2 separate regions of the Homo sapiens genome follow, and region 1 is linked to region 2. A link is a contact called in ENCODE Hi-C or POLR2A ChIA-PET data. All regions are on one chromosome and are shown on one strand. Each heading gives the region's core, a stretch centred on a gene start or an enhancer-like site at or near the end of the contact. The rest is flanking DNA. Distances are from core to core; before and after follow the strand shown. Region 1 overlaps SDR42E2 (short chain dehydrogenase/reductase family 42E, member 2). Region 2 overlaps XYLT1 (xylosyltransferase 1).

Evidence for each region. A loop is a pair of places that touch in the nucleus more often than their neighbours do. ChIA-PET counts read pairs that join two places held with the same protein, here RNA polymerase II (POLR2A). Pooled maps may share reads with other maps.
Region 1: a map of naive thymus-derived CD4-positive, alpha-beta T cell shows a loop between it and region 2 (18-fold over the local background). The contact joins two enhancer-like sites. A Hi-C loop is called at or near these places in 2 of 168 maps with a recorded cell type or tissue (both naive thymus-derived CD4-positive, alpha-beta T cell) and 5 of 50 pooled maps. POLR2A ChIA-PET finds 5 or more read pairs at or near these places in 1 of 52 experiments (T-cell).

What each region holds. Positions count from the first base shown.
Region 1 is chr16:22,188,024-22,194,869 of GRCh38, forward strand. SDR42E2 (short chain dehydrogenase/reductase family 42E, member 2) reads left to right here. Exons shown (of 13, transcript NM_001394319.2): 13 at 2,116-3,728. The coding sequence ends at 2,370. Among named protein-coding and RNA genes, the nearest start is that of TRL-TAG3-1, 4.3 kb to the right of the region's middle. RefSeq lists silencers at 2,114-2,203, 2,294-2,343, 2,484-2,583 and enhancers at 2,289-2,788, 3,044-3,123, 3,624-3,683. Within about 2 kb of position 3,333, at least 41 of the 41 ENCODE cell types and tissues checked have a DNase peak (open chromatin) inside an H3K27ac peak, as active enhancers do.
Region 2 is chr16:17,367,077-17,374,142 of GRCh38, forward strand. The region is part of intron 1 of XYLT1 (xylosyltransferase 1); the gene reads right to left. Among named protein-coding and RNA genes, the nearest start is that of XYLT1, 100 kb to the right of the region's middle. RefSeq lists an enhancer at 2,510-2,599. Within about 2 kb of position 2,700, at least 23 of the 41 ENCODE cell types and tissues checked have a DNase peak (open chromatin) inside an H3K27ac peak, as active enhancers do.

The sequences.
Region 1 (6,846 bases), core at 2,083-4,582, 4.8 Mb after region 2:
AGGTGGAGGTTGCAGTGTGCTGAGACCACACCATTGTACTCCAGCCTGGGTGACAGCACAAGACTCCATCTAAAAAAAAAAAAAAAATTACTTCCAGTCCACTCTCGTTTTATTGTCTCTGATGCCCTGCTAAGTTAAAAAGGTCAAAAAAAAATCGTGATCTCCATTTTATGATGAAAAATTGAGCACTAGGAAAATTATTTGTCCAAGGCCACACCATACTGGAATTGGCTTCAGACTCCATGTTCAGTGCTCTTTAACAAGGGGAGTCAGAGGGGGAGAGTGGAGAATGGGCCACAGAAAGAAGTAGTCACCTATGGCTTCTCCTTTGAGCCATCCGGATCAGTGGAGGAGAGAATAAGATGATACTGACAATCTCTTGAGTTGTGACAGTATGCCAGGCACTGTGCTTTATCTCATTTAACTGAGTTGTAGACAACATTGTCCTCTCCATTTAGAGAGGAGGAAATGAGACACACAGTGAAATAACCTGCCCGTGATCACTCACTTAAATGGTAGAGCTGGGATTTGAACCCAGACCTCAGTGATTTCAAGCTTAACCATTAGCTTGTGAAAATGCATCAGGAATCACATCCACATAAAATAGCTGCCAGGGTGCAGCTGAATTGTGGTCAGGCAGGGACTTGGCTCCTCTCCCTCTTGTTTAACTTGGGGATTTCCTTGTTCAGCTCAGGGGCAATGTCCTTAACTGTGGAAGTTCCTTGGCTGTGGCTCGGGTACCCTCTGCTGGTCAATCTGTGACACATCAACCAGCCCTCCAGTTTGACTTTATAGCCTTTTATGCATTTAACATAAATGTTACCAGGCACTGTGCTGAGCAACGGAGGCAAGAAGACATAGTCCTTGCCCTTAGGGAGCTCCTAGTTCAAAGGGGAAGACAGCCCACTAACCAGGCAACTCAACACTGTAATTAGAGCCATTCTTGGGAAAATCGCGAGAAACTCCAGTGCACACAGAAGGGGCGCCTCAGCCAACTCTGAGGAAGTCAGAGAAAGCTTCCCAGAGGTGACATCTAGAGACATCTAGGTGTATTAGGGACCCTGCTTATCTAGCGTAACTCAACTCCTGTGCTCCCCAAAGCCCTGCACTTACTGACTAGGAAAAAAAGGGACAAATACTGGCCTCTCTCCTCACCCCCCATTAAGCATCCAAGACCACAGGTTTGACCCCAGGGGCTGTTTCAATGCCATGGGAGAATCCAGCAGCTGGTGGATTCTTCCCCAGGGTCCGGCTGAGGAAAAAGAGAGGAAGAAATGAGTCAGGTGGGAGAACATCTCCAGGTGCCAGCACAGCAGAGAAGAAATTAGGCTAGAACCTGGCTCCCCTGTGCGACCCCAGGCAAGTCACTCAACCTCTCTGACCTTTTTCCAAGTATGCACAGAACAGATAGTGCTAGTACCACCTGAGAGGATTAAATGAGGTAGGGCATAGAAAGGATTTAGTCCAGGCCAAATGCAGGGTGTGTGTTCCTTAACTGCTGATAGCTATCATTACTACCCTTCAAACCAGTGGGCCCCAAGCCATCTGGCAGCAGGGGAAACACAGCTTAGACCCTGGAGAGCAATCAGTTCTGCATAATCGAATTCCTCTCTTAGGGAAGCTTAGTTAATAAGCGAGGGCATGAAGGCTGCGACTGGGGCCCTCCTGGTCACAGTTGGTCTGGGGTTGGGGGCAGGAAGCCAAGGTCGTTTCCTGCAGATGTTTCTGGCAGGCGTTCACCTTCTCCTAGCGGATGCCTAAGAATGTATCAAGGGCCTCCTGAGTCCCAGCACCGTGCTAGGCCGGGAAGATGAGTGTAGGGGTGAGACCTTTGCTTCTTAGGGACCAAGGAGTTAAATAGGGTGCGAATTCAGCGGGGCTGGAGGGGGCGACGCAAAGGCGGCACCCTCCAATAAAAATGAACATGTAAGGAAGAAAGGAAGACCTCTCTAATGAGGGCATCGCAGGAGCAAGACGCTGCACTCGGGTCCTTTTAAATCACTATGTAATGGAGGGGAAATCCCTGCCCTCTCTTTTCCCTTTCCGTAAACAACGAAGTAGAGGATGTCCTCCTCCCACGAGGCCCGCCCTCGGATGCCCCGCCTGTCCCCGCAGGTGCGCAGCGTGGCCGTGACGCACACCTTCCAGATAGCCAAGGCCCGCGCCCAGCTCGGCTACGCGCCGGATAAGTTTAGGTTCGCCGACGCCGTGGAGCTATACGTGCAGTCCACGACCCGGCGGCCCCGCGGCTCCACGGCGCGGACCCTCCTGCGCCTGCTGCTCAGGCTGCTGCTGTTCCTCGGCTTGCTCGCCCTGGCCCTGCACTTCCTAGGCCTGCAGCCTCTGCACGCCGCCGTGGAGCGCCTGTGACCGTCCGCCGTCCGCCGCCCGCTAGGGTCGGCCCCGCTGCACCCTCGCCCACGCCCGGCTCCCTGGGCTTGTACCAGCCCCTGCCCCGCCTTCTGGGTTTGAGCGCGCCTCCGCTCCGCCCCTTGAATCCTGGTCACGCCCCCGAGCCGCTCTCCAGACCTAGCCCGGACCGCCGACTTCTGGCCACGCCCCTATCTACTCCCAGACCTTGCCTTGCGCCCTTCCTGTGTTTTGGCCCCGCCCCTGTCCTGTCCCGCCCCGCCCTCCGAAGTGGGCACGCTCCTGCTCCGCCCCCTGAATCCTGGCCACGTCCCTGGTCGGCCCAGACGCGTAGCCCCGAGTCTCTTTCCATGTTTTGACCACGCCCTTGACCCGCCCTTCAAATTGGGCACGCCTTCTTCCCCGCTCACTGATTTCCTGGCCTAGCCCCTGAGCAGACCTCCAGACCTAGCCCCGCCCCCGTTTTATAACCCCGCCCCTGCTTCACGGCTTGGGCACGCCTCTTCCCCGCCCCCTGACTTCAGAGCCTAGTCCTGAGCCGCTCTCCAGGCCTAACCCCGCCTTCATGTCATAGCCACGCCCCTTCCCGCCCTTCCATGTTTGGGCACGCCTTCTGAGTCCTGGTCACGCCTCTGTCCCGCCCCCTGAATCTTTCCTACGTCCATGACCCTCCCTCCAGGCCCTGGCCCTGCCCCTTTTTTCCTCCCTCCGGCCTGTCCGGTTTCTGATATGGGCCAAGGCTCACAGCTTCCTCCGCCTTCTGGACCTTCTCCTAGTCCCTGCCCAGTCCCGGCCCACCCCCAGATTCTCCCTCATTCTGGTTTCGCCCCCTTTCTGGTCCTCCCCGCGCGCTTGAGCCCACCCTTTGGCTTCTCCTTTTGGGTCTGTCCTTGCTCCTGCCTCTGGACCCGGTCCCGCCCTTCTCGCGTGTAATTGAGTCCTGGCCCCGCCCCCTCCCTCTCTGGCTTCACCCCTTTCCAGCTCCGCCTCCCGGGTAGGTTCTCCCCGGAACCAGGCTGCCGCGTCGCTATGGGCTAACGCAGGCTCGGGTGACGTTGGTATGAGTTTGCGCCGTCGGCTGCTGCTCTGTCTGGTAACATTGCATTCGATCCACCCCGACCCAATGTTCTGGGCTTCTCATTCACACAGATCTGTGTGTTGACAGCCAGGGTTTGGGGAAAAACCGAGACTCAAGCTTCTGCCGAGCCCGACTTGGCCTTTTTGGGTTCCTGTCTGAGGATGACAGCATAGTAAGCACAGGTTTTAGTACCAGAAAGAGCATGAAAAATTTAAAAAAAAAAACTCTTAAAATAATTGGATGTCTCGATGAAGTACCAATAAAGCTATAATGGGAAAAATAGAGTTTAGTTGGTTATATTTTATGATTTAGTACTGTTTCTATTTATTAATTAGAGGTAGTGGTAATCACCATAATCTTTAAAGTTTAAGGTCACGAAACTTCTTTATCTAGCCCTGCTCTCCACAGAAACTTCGCCTCCTATCATCTTGGTATCAGTTATCAGTTGTAAGTACCAAGACATCAGTGTGTAAATACAACCATGTATAGATCATAATATGCACACGTGGGACTGGCAGAGAAGAAAAGCACCACAAGCCTGAGGTGGATGGGATCGAAAGGGCTCATCAGAACCAACATGGCCACCGCAGTGTGTGTCCCACTCTGCTGAACAAGGTGAGCAGTTTGGGAAGGAGCTAAAAAAAAATGTATGCTCCTCTCTGCTAGGCTGAATTTTATGTGTGTATATAATTTTTGAAAGAATAATAATCCTATGTCTGTTTAATGCTTGACAGTGTAAAAGAGCTTTCATCTATGTGATCTTATTTAATTCTTACAGCTACTCTTAAATAGGGTTTATTACTCTCCTTTTATAGATGACGAAAACTGGGGCTTTGTCTCATTCCAAAGAGCAGAGGAGGGTGGGGGTTTCTGCTCTACAGCTGGGGGAATTTGGAGGAGCACCGCCTAAGCCGCCACTGGCCTAAACACAACACGTGGTAACTTCTACTCTTCTACACTCTGGCCATGCCAAGGCTTGCGGTTGAACTCTGGTCTCGTTCTCTCAGAGCCGCAAACCTCGGACCATTTGAAGCTGGCGGTCCTGGGGCTTCCTTTCCTCTCGATAACATGTTTACATCCAAACTCACTTCCTTCCTCTCTTTCTTCTCCCTGCTAATCCTGGGAAATCTGTTCTTCGAGCAGGAAAAACAATCTCACACTGCTCACGTTATTTTCTAGATCTTTTGACTAGTGCCAAACCTACTTTTGAAAATCCAAAAGCCAAGAATCAATTTATTTGTTTTCTGGATTTCTCCAACTCATCTATTTCCTAACACTCTGGAAGCAGAATGTGTAAACCCTGGGCATGGGGACAACATGGATCGCTATGTCAAAAAAGCTTTTTTCCTTTCAAGCATCTTTATCCAATGGAAAAGGAGGTGGCATCCCCACCCAACAGGAAAACTGAATCACTGTAAGAATTTTTGAGACTGCCCAGACCACTAGCCTCCATGAGGTTCTGAAAGGGCAAGTAGGAGGTTCTAGCTTACTTGGAGACGCTAAAGAGAAGCATCGCAAATGCAGAAAACAGAATTGTCACAGTGGGCAGCCCAAGGTGACATAGTCGATCTGAAGGGATTATCAAGACAAACTCATAGGCTTTCCATTATGGGTGCTGAAGCTATTCCCAGTTGTAAACCCAATGCCAGGCATCTAAAACATCCTCAAGTCTCTCTCATCTTGAAAATATCTTCCCAGCAGGGCACAGTGGCTCACACCTGTAATCCCAACATTTTGGGAGGCTAAGGCTGGAGGATTGCTTGAGGTCGGGAGTTCAAAACCACCCTGGGCGATTTGGTGAGAACCCTGCTTCTACATAAAAAAAAATTTTTTTTAATTAGCCAGGTGTGGTGGCACCCAGGAGGCTGAGGCAAGAGAATCACTTGAGTCCAGGAGTTTGAGTCTGCAGTAAGCTATGATTGCACCACTACACTCCAGCCTGGGCAACAGGGTGAGACCCCATCTTTAAAATTTAAAAAAATCCTCCTTTGATTCCCCCATTTTCCCTCCCACAACTGTTCCTTTTGCTCCTCCTTTTCAAAATCAAATTTTGTGATGAATTGACCATACTTATGTTTCCATTTCTTCTCCTCAACCCATTCCAAAATGGCTTTCAGATCATCAATGATCTTGTCCATAAATCTTAATAGATATTTTTCCGTCTTTATTTTGCCAATTATCTTAGCTGTGTTCAGCATAGTTGACTGCCCCCTCCTTCTTGATCCGCATTTCTTGGTCTCTATGAAACCACACCTGTTTTCCACGTATATTGCTGGCCAGTCCTTTCCCGTCTCTTTCGCATCTCTTTCACTGGCTTTTCTTCCACTGCCCTCCCTTTAAGATGATGTCTCTCGGGTCTCTGTCTTGGCCCCTCTTCTCCCTCTGTGGGATCTTTCTGGATGAGTTCATCCCTTCCCATGGCCTCAGTCTCTAATACCTCCCAAATCTGTATCATTTCCTTGGAGTGCTCTCTTGACCTCCAGAAATCTATGTCCAACCTCCTACTCAACCCCATATCCCACAAGAATCTCCAGCTCAATGAAAATCAAACTGAAGTCATCATCTCCCACAAACCTGCTTTCCATCTATCTTGTGTTCCCTCCCAGGAGAGGAGAGGCACCACCAGCCATCCAATGACCCAAGCCCAAATCCTGGGCGTCACTTTTGACGTGATCCTCTTCTTCTCGACATGCTCATCTGTGGATTCTGTCAAATCTATCTCTAAAATGTCTCCCTGACTCACTCCTTCTGTCCCGCACCCGGCCACTATTGTGGTACAAACCACTGTCCTTTCTCCTAGACAATTGCAATAGGCATTGAATGGGACCTCCTGTCCCTGCTGCCAGCGGGAACTTTCTTTTCTTTCTTTGTTTCTTTGTTTCTTTCTCTTTTTTTTGACACGGAGTTTCACTCAATCGCCCAGACTGGAGTGCAGTGGTGCGATCTCGGCTCACTGCAACCTCCGCCTCCCAGGTTCAAGCAATTCTCCTGTCTCAGCCTCCCAAATAGCTGGGATTACAGGTGCGTACCACCATGCCCAGCTAAATTTTGTATTTTTGGTAGAGACGGGGTTTCACCGTGTTGGCCAGGCTGGTCTCAAACTCCTAACCTCAGGTGACCCACCCGCCTCAGCCTCCCAAAGTGCTGGAATTACAGGTGTGAGCCACCGTGCCCAACCAGTGAACTTTCTAAATTCCAAATTGGAACATGCCACTCTCTAGCTCAAAAGCCTTCCATGGTTTCCCATTGCCCTTGGGAAGGGACCAAGTTCAAAGCCTTAACTCGGCATTCATGGCCCTCTTTGCCTGTCTCTTCGCCTCACCTATTGCCAATACTCCACCTCCACTCTCTGTGCAGCTGCCCTGAATTACCTTCACAGCGTCTCAGCCTTACCAGGC
Region 2 (7,066 bases), core at 1,450-3,949:
TCACCATGATCCTCTCACACTCATTGTGGAGCACTGACTGAGATGTTCTACCAGAGCCCGGCTCAGTCCTGACAGAGTGGGTGGGCCACCAATGTTAGTTCCTCTTAGAAGACAATTGGCGACACTTTACAGTGTTTTGCTTTTCACAGCTCAGAGGCATCTCAGACCATAAACAAGACCTGCCACGTGCCAAGAAGGCAGCCGTTACCCGACATGGCCCAGACAGGAAGTGCTGGCTAAATCCCACCATGCCGCAAATCTTTCTAAAGGTGGCCACCCAGGCTGTGTTTGAACACACATCCTCCTGGAGCTGGGAACACACGCCACATCTATAATTCATCCCGATAATTAGCTTTTCCCAGGCACAGGCCGCAGCACCTATCAATTTTGCACCCACTTGCTGTGGTCACCAAGATGGCAGGTGGCCCAACTGGAACCAATACTGCCAAGTGTCCCACAGACATTGTCTGGAGTTCCAATGATACTATGTGACTTCTGGGACTGCTGGGTGAGATCTCTGTTCCACAGGAAAATAGTTCATATTTGAGCTCCAGAATCCAAAATCGTGAGTTCAAGAAAAGCACTTAGAGGTGCAGACCAGTTATGCAGCGAATTCACAATAAGTTGCCCGAGGCAGCTGTTACTAAGCAGTCCACCTGGCCTCAAATTCTCAATACGGCCCGAGGAGCAGATATTATTAATAGATTCCAGTTTCCCTAGATGTCCGTCCCTGACCTGAATCAAACCCATCACTGTTTGGTGAGGCATGGGAGATCCAGGAGGAAAGGCCTATTTCCTAAGGGCCACACACAGTTTGGATTAAAATTCAGTGTAGAATGTCAGTTTTTTGATACCAAATCTGGAGTTCATCCCATTTTGCCAAAATAAATTTCTATGCACATCCCTCCCTGCTTTTCTTCACTTCCTCCTCTTTTGCTCCTTCACAAGAGCCTCTGACCAGGACATCTATTGTCGAAGATACAGGAAAACTGTGATTCAGCAGTGCTTCGCGTCTGGAATGACTCCAAGAGGCCACACACAGAACTGCCGACACAAACCACGGGGGGCGGAAAAAACGATCCCAGGAGGTGGGGAGTGGAGAGCTTTGCAGTCCCAGGCTACAGCTCGGGATGTAGAGCTGCCTTCCTAGGACAGAAGAGAGACGATGAGAACACCTGGCTGGAAGGTGGCCCTGCAGGGGACGGATGGGCCTTCTACATTTAGAGTCAGGATGGAGTCAGAAAGCTTCAGCAGGGGAGGGACTCTGCCTGCAGCCTGTCCCCTCAACCTCCTCTAATATTTCTTAATGAAACGATAGTGACAATGAAGATGACAGCCTTGATGACAGCGCCCAGTAGACCGCTATCATTGGTTAAGTCCTTATGAGATACCATAATTCACCATTTATGAGCATTACTTCAATAAACCCACATTCTATCCTCATGAAGTGGCTGTTCCCAGAAGGCCATAAAGACTGGATAGATAGATTTTTTTTTTTTTTTTGGTTTTTACTTTAAAAAAAAAAAACGACAGGGTCTTGCTCTGCTGCCCAGATTGGAGTGCAGTGATGTAATCATGGCTCACCACAGCCTTGAACTTCTGGGCTCAAGCAATCCTTCCACCTCACCCTCCCAAGTAGCTGGGACTACAGGCCTGTGCCACCACGCCTGGCTAATATTTCATTTTTTGTAGAGATGGGGTCTTCCTATGTTGCCCAGGCTGGTCTTGAACTCCTGGTCTCAAGTGATCCTACTGCCTTGGCCTCCCGAATTGCTGGAATTGCAGGCAAGAGTCAGTGTGCCCAGTTTGCTTTTTCTCTTGATGACATTAAGTATTTCCTTGTTCCTGGATTATGAATACCCTGTAGTACTGTTCCTAATTTATATAGGAGGAAACTGAGGCTCAGAGAGTTTCAAAGACTTGGTTGAAAGCCACAGAGCCAGGCCCATTTAACCTTAATATCTTCAGAGAGGTTTAAAAAAAAAAAGAAAAAAAGGTAACCAAAATGCTTGGATGTGGTATGGTGTGATCTGCATGGTGCACAAAAATACTTCTTTTTTTTTTTTTTTTTTTAGATGGAGTTTTGCTTGTCACGCAAGCTAGAGTGCAGTGGCGTGATCTCGGCTCACTGCAACCTCCACCTCCCGGGTTCAAGCGATTCTCCTGCCTCAGACTCCTGAGGAGCTGGGATTACAGGCACATGCTACTAAGCCTGGCTAATTTTTGAACAATACTTTTTTTAAAATTAGGTGCCAGCATTTAAAATTTAGGGTGAAATCATGATATTCTGATTTGTGGCTTTTCGTGAAATGTGGAAAGATCTGACCCACTGGGTAGGCAGGTCCACTTAAGGCAGGCACATCCCCTTCTGTTTGCCACAACCCCACCCTGCCCACCTGGGCTGAGCCCTGAAAGCATCTAAGTTTATGACCTTCCTATCTGTTCACCACCATACCTTACCCCTCCCCCACAAAGGAAGGTACCATGTTACCCCATGAACATGACTCCAACCCTCACCCGCCAACCTCAAGAAGAAAAATTCGGGATCCCGTGACTTCACAGCAGAAACAGAAAAACTCAAATAATCCATCAGGAAGTTGAGCACTGAGGTTAATACACACAGGACCATCTTCCTCTAGCTCAACAGTCTTGACTTTTCAGGGCCGTGACCCAGAAGGGAGGTGCCCGTGCAGAAGGCAGAACAGGAAGAGGTTCTTAGCACCCACTGTTTTCTCTTCCTGCACAGCCGCCTTGGGCAGCTGCCTGTGAACAGCCTGGCTGTTTTTCTCCTAGCTCTCTCGGAAGGAAGTGCTCTCATCACCCACGACAACAGAGTTGGCCCGAGGAGCCAAAAACGTGCAAAGGGGCTCCAAGCCCAGCTCTCCTTCTGTTCGGGGCAGCCTCAGAGACAGGAAGATGGGAAGAAAGTATGGCCTGGGATAGAACATCCTGCGAGACCCTTACAAAGCCCCAGCTGTGGGGGAAGGGAACAACAGGAGGGGGCCAGAGGAAGGGGGTCCAGGTCACACCAATTTTATACAATGAGCTCCTTTCATCCGTGAATAGAGGACTCTCCTTAACTCTGTCTCAATGGCTTTGTTTCTGAAACGATCAATTCTACACCCAGAAAGCCAAATTTGCCAGACCTCATGCCAAGGTCAGGCAAGAGCCTGAGATCCCCCAAGCAAGTTGATAATCAACACGCAGGAGACGACGCTGTGCTAAGTCCCATTTGGCGGATCCAAAGCTTACAACGATCCGCTTTCATTTCTACGCCTTCTGCAGTGGGGCGGGGTTGGGGGACCCTCGCTCACATGCATGCCACGCTTGGTGGAACTGTAGGCTGTATTCAGGAGAGTAAGTGTTACTTTCCCAGGGACTTCATTGAGACATCTGCGGGGAGGGCAGGATGAGAAAGAGCTGGAGAAACAAGATGCAAGGTAAAGTGTGTGGTCTCACACTGAACACGTTCATGAAGTGGTGGGAAGCAACCCTAGTGACTCAGCAGTGGCCTCTGTTTAGCCAGCACTTTGAGAACACGATCTTCATGGGCTGACTGCAGAGGTGGCCAACAGAAACTGGAATCTACAAGCAGTATTCAGCTCAGGCATAGTTTGTTCAGCCTGCACAATGTTTTAAAAAGAACAACAAAAACCTACATAGGATGCCAATACTTCACATTCAGGAGGTTTCCCATAAAACTGCAAAGTTCTGGCATTTTTTGGAAAAATCAGAAGACCTAGCTACACAAATCCAGCATTTTCCTAAGGCACTGCCTTTCTGGCACTGGAAAGCAGCTATCTCCCTTAGAAGGGTCACAGGCCCTCCTGCTTGCCACAGTCCCCGCCCCAGACACATGTCCTTCACTTACGGCTGCCAGTGTGGCTGCTGTGGGCATTGGTGTTTGTAATCTCTGGTTTAGTGGATCCTAAGCTAAGCCCAGCACTTTCAGCTGGAGGACCTGAGGTTAGAGAGAAGGACGGGATATGAACCATAGACAGGTTGTAAAGTAACGTGGCTGCAAAGTCCAAGAATAATTTAACTCAAGAAGCACCTATGAATGCACACCCAGGAATACAAGGCAGAGAGCAAAGTTGACTCCCATGGATAGGGGTGAGAGTCCTGTCTTCTCATCAGCCCCTGCTACATACTTTTGACAACTTGTCCCACTTCCCCAGGACCAGGGACTATCTTCTTTGTTTTTATGCTTAATGAAGTCCTAAGACTGCCACATAGAAAGCACTTGGTAAATTCTTGCTGAACCAAAATCAACGGAAACCCAATTCATGTTATAGGTGGAATCTGAGAGATGTATGCTGAGAACTCAGCCAACTTCTGAGCTGTAGGATGTTTTCCTGACTGTAAGTCAAGGCAAGTCCTCCCTATAAAGAAGAGTTTGGGGTATAAATGACACAGCAGAAGGAGACAAGCTCAACCTACTGATTGGCTAATGTCTGAGATGAGGAAGCAGAAAGGTTAGTCTTTATAGGATATGTAGCATATCTGATGAGCTATGGTCTGTTAGGAAGGTACTATACGTACTAATTTCATAAAATTGAAGTATGTTCCAACTTATCAAAGGATGCAAAAACTCCACAGAAGGAAGGAAGGACCTCATGTGGTGGCAGGTGCAGCATATTTTACTGCAACCTTTCTAGGTCTAAAAAGGTAAAATGAGGTTTATCACATCTGCTTCTGCTGTGTATAGCCATGGCTAGTTTTCTCCAGCTCTGTTTATTAAGAGACAGAGAGAAAGAAAGAGAGAGTGTATGTGTGTGAATATGCATGTGTGTACACACACATATGTGAGCATCCACATGCACATACAGGTATGCATGTGTGGTCTCTTTCATTCAACACCCCCCCAAAAAAAGTTGCTATGGGATCTGTAGATTTTGTTTGCTGAGTATCCCTAATTTTGGAATTCCCTCTGTTCTAAGTTGCCCCATTCTTGGTACTAATTTCAAATGGCTGTGGGGGAGGGGAGGCTAGCTTCAGACAAGATTCCACTAAGAGTTTTACTTCTGAGCTGGGATAGAAGCAGGAAAGAATAACAGGAAAAACATGCAGCATCCCATCTCTGCACTTTGCATTTAGTTATAATTATTCACGCAGGAGCATCTTTAAACACCAAACGAGGGAAATATTACAGTTGTTCTGATTTCACATGCTAACTGTGTTTACATGCTAACAGCATTTCTCAGGGACAATTATCTTATTACTAGTGCACTAATCTTTTCAATCTTTTCAACACATTTTACAGCTGCAGACTTCAAAAATTAAGGCTAATTAAGACCTTGCTTTCAGCAGGTACAGTAAACTACTCACATTCCAACATGGTAAAAGAAAATCAGTTTAGGGGAAAGGGTGTTAGAGGGGCACAGTGTCAATGGCAGACAGAATACATTAGATAGCTTCCATCAGTGTGAGGACTACAACTCTCCCAATGCTAATGTTCAAGAACAAGTTCCATTAATGGTAAGGCCTGTCGAATTCAGGACCAAGGACAGCTGGTCTGGCCCATTTTTAAGAGAAAGTGGGTATTTTGCATTCAATTATCCGTTTCCATTCATTATCTTCTTCCGTGTGACTTCAGCATAGAATAGTGGCTAAGAACATGGAAACTTGTATCAGAGTCTCTGTGTACAAATGCCGGCTCAATTATTTTCCGTTTGAACTTGAGCAAATTACTTGAGATCTTGGTGCCTCAGTTTCCTCATATGCGAAGTAGGAATAATAATAATGACATATACCTACTTCCCAGGCCTGTTATTAGGATTCACCGAATATCTGTAAAGCACTTACAACAATGTCTGATCATAATAAATCATCAAATACGTATTTCTTTTAAAAAGTGTGGTCTATAAGGACTAACAACAAACATCTGTTTTCTAACACGTTCTTGACCTCACATGTACTCACTGCATTATGGGCCATTTGAGGGCTGCTAATATATAATCATAGCTATATTTATTGTGCCTGTTAGCAATACATTCTCCAGTTACTTGCCCTGCTATCTCATTAGCTGCCATATAAAACCAGCACCTTGGATCATCCAATATTATTTTTTGTTTTGTTTCGTTTTAAATCACAGAGAAGCAGAATGCTCTCTGAAGGGCTGTTGTTGGAATCCATATTCACAGTCCAGCTTCTCAGATCCCAAGCAAAAGCTCTGGCATCCCAAGTTGTGGCGTCTGAGAAACCAGTAATCAGCGTCTACAGTGCTCGGGCCACTGACGTTCATCAGGCACCTACTATGTGCCTCAACCTAGGCTTGAGAGGCTGCTTTTTGAATGCTCACACCAACTCTGTGGGGAAGATAATGCTGGCCCCATTTTATAGATGAGGAAACTGAGGCTTCAGACAATTCTACAGCCACAAAACTTGTGAATAAAACAAAGTTACCGTGTAGTACACGTGTTTCATTCTCTCCAGCCACACACTTTTAAGCCAGCTGGCGGAATTTCTCAAGATGATGAATACTATTATTTTTACTAGCTGTAGAACTCATAATAATGGTTGTTACCATCAACACCAACATACAGCATGTGCCAGGCACTGACATATTTTACTCACTTAATTCTGACAACTGCCCTTAAGGAATGGACTCCTATTAGCCTCTATTTACAGATGAGGGACCTGGGCTCAGAGAGGTTATGCCATGTGCCCAAAGTCACACAGCTGCACAGTGTTGGAGCTAGAATTTGATCAAATTCAGGAGATCCAGCTTGAGAACACTGCTCGTGAACACTATTCTCCAGCCTCTCGTAATACCTATAAAATTCAACAACTGTCTCCTTTTCAATGGACACATAAGGTATCTTTAACAAGATAGCTACAGGGAGTATTGATTCCATCATCTTATATCAAACAACTGATTGCAAAATTGGTGATTTAGTTAGATTTGTGATAAATGCTGCCAAAGGGGAGAAGGTAGGGACAGAAAACACAGGAACTTCATCCAGGAGAGAAGATCAGAAAGGTTCTTTCAGAAAGGGAGAATTAAACTGGCTGCCAAAGAATGAGTGAGAATCAACTTGTCCAAGGTAGAGGAGAGGACAAGCAT